2 separate regions of the Homo sapiens genome follow, and region 2 is linked to region 1. A link is an interaction called in ENCODE POLR2A ChIA-PET data of the cell type or tissue named here. Cell type or tissue: K562. All regions are shown on one strand. Links, peaks and the distances in the headings refer to the core of each region. The heading gives the core; the rest is flanking DNA.

What was found. ChIA-PET counts read pairs that join two places held together with the same protein. Peaks named below come from ENCODE experiments on the same cell type or tissue, not always from the same donor. Only the 100,000 strongest peaks of a DNase experiment are listed, where the experiment ranks them.
Region 2: POLR2A ChIA-PET joins it to region 1 with 10 read pairs; 7 of 35 experiments call an interaction of 5 or more read pairs at or near these places.

The regions. Positions count from the first base shown.
Region 1 is chr3:196,141,947-196,144,852 of GRCh38, reverse strand. LINC00885 (long intergenic non-protein coding RNA 885) reads right to left here and starts at 2,217. Exons shown (of 3, transcript NR_034088.1): 1 at 1,853-2,217; 2 at 476-947. In K562, for the core only: no CTCF peak of the experiment used is centred there; DNase peaks (open chromatin) are centred at 900, 1,449 and 2,162; H3K4me3 peaks cover 2,282 bases.
Region 2 is chr3:196,091,775-196,094,680 of GRCh38, reverse strand. No RefSeq gene overlaps it. Among named protein-coding and RNA genes, the nearest start is that of TFRC, 11 kb to the right of the region's middle. RefSeq lists a silencer at 2,052-2,240. In K562, for the core only: a CTCF peak has its summit at 2,323; no DNase peak of the experiment used is centred there.

The DNA.
Region 1 (2,906 bases), core at 207-2,706:
GCCTGTCGTCCCAGCACTTTGGGAGGCCGAGGCAGGAGGATCACCTGAGGCTAGGAGTTCACAACCAGCCTGGGTAACATAGTGAGATCCTGTCTCCCCGTCGAAATTTTTTTGATTAAAAAAAAAAAAAGCGCTGAGAGAGGAAATCCCAGGCTGTTGCAGGCATATGAGAGAAAAACACCAGCCTCTGCCCGAGGACGCATGAGAGAAAAACACCAGCCTCTGCCCGAGGACGCATGAGAGAAAAACACCAGCCTCTGCCCGAGGAGACCAATGAGGGTTTCCCAGAGGAAGCAGCTCTGGGTTGAGACTTAACAGATGAGAAGATATCCCAGGGGGCCAGGGGGTATAAGAGCATCCCAGGGAAAGGGAAAGCAAAAGACGGAAGTGTGGGTTCAGGGGGCAGCAGCACGGGCAGAGCCTGGGGCAGAGGGTGACAGGAAGGTGGGGGAGAGCTAGCTCCGGGAGGACTCACCTGCTGTCCTCAGGTGTTGGTGCTTTATCTTGGAGGCACTGGGAAGCCGTGGCCAGGGTTAAGGGGGTGAGATGCCAGGACTGTGCTTTAGTGCTCTCTGCAGTTACTGGCTGGGTAGAGGAGACCGAGGAGCAGAGGTGGGAGGCCGGAGACCAGGGAGGAGGCTGTGGCAGGCATCCAGGTCAATGCTGGGGGGCTGGTCTGGGCAGGAGCAGAGGGAGAGGGAAAGAGGAGATAATTGGGAGGTCGATGTGAACAATGGGGCTTCTACAGTGCCGGCCCAGAGGGATGAAGTAGTTCGTGGGGTAGGCGAAGGGAGGCAGGGAGAGGGAGGGCCAACTGTGTGAATGGAGGGAGCGGCCCAGGGCAGCTCAGCGAGGCCCGTTGGCTGCACAGGCAGGTGGTGAGCGGGCGGGGTCTTGCTCCTTGCGGGGTGCGAAAGTTGGCAGGGTTGGGTGGTAACCTTGGGAACCTGAGAAGAAAGGTCAGGGTGGAGATGTCAGCCGCCATTTTGGCCCCAGGAGGTCCATCCCTATGCCCGGTTGATTGCTCTGCTTTGTGAACACAACCATGGCTCAGCCGCAGACCCAGGATTAGAACTCTACAAAAAGGGCTTCTTGGCTTGTTGTGGTGGCTCAGGCCTGTAATCCCAACACTTTGGGAGGCCAAGGCGGGTGGATCACCTGAGGTCAAGAGTTTGAGACCAGCCTATCCAACATGGTGAAACCCCGTCTCTACTAAAAATACAACAATTAGCCGGGTGTGGTGGCGGGTGTCTGTAATCCCAGCTACTCCGGAGGCTGATGCAAGAGAATTTCTTGAACCTGGGAGGTGGGGGTTGCAGTGAGCCGATATCACGCCACAGCACTCCAGCCTGGGTGACAGAGCAAGACTCCGTCTCAAAAAAAAAAAAAAAAAAAAAAAAAAAAAAAAAAAAGAGGCTTCTTGAACACTCCCCTCGAACCTACCCCGGCGGCCTCCAGAGCTCCGCCCATCCTCGCCCTTCAAAGTTAGTGGAAGCCCTCAAGGCCTTGAACTAACTGCTCGCTGCTGACCTGCCGGCCTCGTTGCCCTCCTTCTCTCTGTGGCTGTGGGCAAGTGACTCACTTCTTAGTCTTCTCTCTTGGAAAACCGGCGGCTGGACCAGCTGCTCCCCGTGGTCCCTGCCAGCGCTGGCTCGCCGGGATTCCATCTCCCCACCCTCTCTGGGTTCTCCACGCTCTGGGCTGTCATTGCAGCGTGGATCGTAATGCACGTAATGCAGTGTGACATGCATTCCAGCACCCTGATGGCCATGGGCTCTCCCTCGGCTCAGGCCCGCCCTGGGGAGCTGCGGAGGCTGTGTTGAGCTCAGCTCCTCATCTTAATTCTGCAAACCTGTTTTGAGGTCTGGTCTGGTTCCCAGCTGAGCACTCAGGTACTGTGGGTGGGGTCTCTTGGCCTGGGGTCTGCCCGGCGCACCATGAATCATCAGCCAGACAGGGTCTTTCAGAAGCGGGACTGTCCATCCCTGTTCTCCAGGCATGATCATGTCTGTTCATCAGAGATCATCTTTACGGAGGTAGAGAAGAGCTTCCGTCTCCGGGGTCACGTGTTGTACTTTGCACATCCTCCGTGGTGAGGTTCTTTTCTAGATCTAGCCCAAATCTTCAAGAAGGCTTAAAACAAAGCTGCATTTTAAGGGCTTCTGGGTGGAGGAATCAGATTAGATCCATTCTGCTCAGCTTTCTCTCACCAGAAGTGGGGGCTCCGCCCTCTGAGTGGGAAGGGACCCATTCCTTTCACTTCCCCGCTCCCTGGCTAGGTCAGCCCACACCTGGCTTGGGCCAGAGCTGCAGTTGCTGTTGGCACCCAAATGGTCTGAGGCTGTTAGGTAACAGGTCTTGGCCAGACATTCTGGTTCCGCAGGTACAGCCTACAAGTTAAAAATTGTTCTAAAAATGCAGGGCAAGCTGTCTAAACACACACAGGCCTGGGGAGGGGGGAGGTTGTGGGACAGAGGCCATAGTCAGTGGAGGGATGTGTTTTCCACAGGGACTCTGGGCTCAGAGCCCTGACTCCAAACCAAGCATCAAACTCAGGGAAGAGTGGCCCAGACCTGCTGCAGGGACGAGGGGCCCAGACCCGCTGCAGGGACGAGGGGCCCAGACCCGCTGCAGGGACGAGGGGCCCAGACCTGCTGCAGGGACGAGGGGCCCAGACCCGCTGCCCAGAGATAGGATTTGCAGCCCAACCCCCTCTTAGCTTCCCTCATTTCCCTCCCTTCCCTCCCTCCCTCTCTCTCTCTCTTTTCTTTCCTTCCTTCCTTCTTTCCTCTCTCTCTCTCTTTCTCTCTCTCTCTCTTTCGAAGGACTCTCACTCTGTCACCCAGGCTGGAGTACAGTGGCATGATCTCGGCTCACTGCAAACTCTGCCTCCCAGGGTCAAGTGA
Region 2 (2,906 bases), core at 254-2,753, 50 kb after region 1:
CTCCTGGGCTCAAATGATCCTCCTGCCTCAGCACCTCCAAGTAGCTGAGAGTATAAACATGTGCCAGGGTGCCCAGCTATGTTACTTCTGGGAAGCATTCTGGAAGATAGTTGTACCAGGCACACTGTACCTTATAACCTTGTCTTTATATATGGGGATCTTTTGCTTTGTGCTCCTGGCATCAAATTCAGCTATAAAGTTGACTCAAACCTTCCAAGGATGGGTATTGTTGTAAGGTCCTGGTCAGAGCCTGGCAGTACGTCAGCCTACCCTGAGTGCAGAGCTTCAACTACCCGCCTGCTACAACAGTGTTTTCATATTTCCATACCTGAGATATAGTAAAAAGTGGTTTTAATACAGAAACCTGGCCAGGCATGGTGGCTCACACCTGTAATCCCAGTACTTTGGGAGGCTAAGGAGGGAGGATTGCTTGAGCCCAGGAGTTTGAGACCAGCCTGGACAACATGGTGAGATCCCCATTGCTATATCTCTTAACATTTATTTAAAAAAAAAAAAAAAAAACAGAAATCACAGAGATCTGAAGTTAGGGTCTTGCTATTTAAAAGCTGTGCCACTTTCAGCCAATCCTTTTATATTCTTCACACTTCTACTTATTCATCTATAAAATAGGTATGATACCTGTTTCACAGAATTGTTGGGGGCCAAAGTAAGATGATACAAATATAAGTTCCCAGCTCAGTACCTGGACACCATAGGTGCTCAGCGAACGTTACCGCACTCTGACACCTGGGCACCCCAGCCCTGGGATACGGGTCTTCCTACCACTTAGGGGATTGTGTGAGATGAACCAAGGGAAGCCACTCCAGCTCTCACAAATGTAACCACTGTACAGCTGCCTCCTTGACCACATTTCCATGTATAAGAAATACAAGTTTTGGCAGGAACATTTTCCAAACCAAAGGAAAATTTGTCTACTGTGTATATTAAAGCTGAAGAAACCAAAAAGTTTCTGCCTATTTGGTATTTTTCCTGAATACTAGATTTGCTGACTTGGGATTTAGATGTAGACGTCTGTTTGCAAATGTTTTCTTCACACATTTGTTCATTTTTCCTATTTACATCATCAGTCATCCCCACTTCACAATGTTCTTTTCAAAGGCCTCTTTCTTAGTCATTTTTTTTAGGCAATGTTTGGCCATCTGGCGCACAGTTTATCAGAAGTATTATTGCTTAAGGTCCCAGCCATAGAGGAAGGGAAACTCAGACATAAGTGAGAGTTGCAAGCTCAGATGTCAAAAGAAGATACAAATAAGAGGCGGGGTACAGTGGCTGATGCTTGCAGTCCCAGCACTTTGGGAGGCCAGGGTGGGAGGATAGCCTGAGGCCAGGAGTTCAAGACCAGCCTGGTCGACATAGCAAGGTCCTGTCTCTACAAAAAAAGAAAGAAAGATAAAGATGCAAATAAGAAAAACCAAACTGACTAATTTATATTTTGGAAACAAAGTTTTTTTTTTTTTGAAGTATTTATTTATTTATTTTTGAGACAGGCTCTTACTCTGTTCCCAGTGTAGTGTAGTGGCATGGTTACGGTTCACTGCAGCCTCAAACTCTTGGGCTCAAGGGATCCTCCCGCCTCGGCCTCCCAAGTAGCTGGGACTTCAGGAGTGTACCACCATGCCTGGCATTTTTTTTTTTTTTTTGGTATTTTTTTGTAGAGACAGGGTTTTGCCATGCGGCCCAGAAACAATGTTTAATATATATACATTCATACGATAATTTTATCAATTCAATAACTCTCCTTATCAAAGGTAGGTACGCATTCTGGAAATTTAAGCAAATGAGCTAGCTTGCAGGGACAATATGAATGCACTGCATTTCTGTCAAATGGTACCCAGATTTCTGGAGCATCAGTTGTACTACAAACTCTTATTTTTAGAAGTATCTGGGATTCTAGCCAGGCGCGGTGGCTCACGCCTATAATCCCAGCACTTTGGGAGGCCGAGGCGGGTGGATCAGGTCAGGAGTTCGAGACCAGCCTGACCAACATGGTGAAACCTCGTCTTTACTAAAAATACAAAAATTAGCCGGGTGTGGTCGCACTTGCCTGTAATCTCAGCTACTCAGGAGGCTGAGGCAGGAGAATCGCTTGAACCCTGGTGTCAGAGGTTGCACTGAGCCGACATCACACCACTGCACTCCAGCCTCAGTGACACAGAGAGACTCCGTCTCAAAAAAAAAAAAATTAGCTGGGCGTGGTGGCGCATGGCTGTAATCCCAGCTACTTGGGAGGCTGAGGCAGGAGAATTGCTTGAACTCAGGAGGTGGAGGTTGCAGTGAGCTGAGATGGCGCTATTGCACCATCCAGGGCAAGAAGAGTGAAACTCCGTCTCAAAAAAAAAAAAAAAAAGGAAAGAAAAGAAAGAAATATCTGGGATTCCCCACATAGGAATATGAATCCAAATTTTGAAATTAACTTAAATCTGAAGTGAAAAAAAATAGATCCCTCAGATACTAGATCTTCTCAAATGGTTCCACCTAGATGGTCCCTGTACCTCTTGAATAGAAATTCTTCCCTGGGGAGGTGTCTGCAGAGCTGTGCGGGTGGTGCAGTCAGTCTGTGTCATGCCTGGGTTTGTAAGGAGGCAGTGTAGTGGAATTTTTTAGGGCCAGGTTAGAAGCTAGATGACCTAGGCTTGAATTCTTGCTGTCACTATTTATTAGCCATGTGACATGGGGCAAGTTACTTTACTTCTGTATTAAGCTAGTTTCCACACCTGAAAATGGGATTACCTCTTTATTTTTAAGAGTTTTTAATTTTTTTTAAGAATTTATTTTTAAGAATTGTTCTGAGGATTGCATGAGCTCATATGTTTAAAGGCGCTAGAATGGAGCACCTGGTAGATGTACAATAAACCTTGGCTATTTTTATTCAGCTCCAAGGCAAG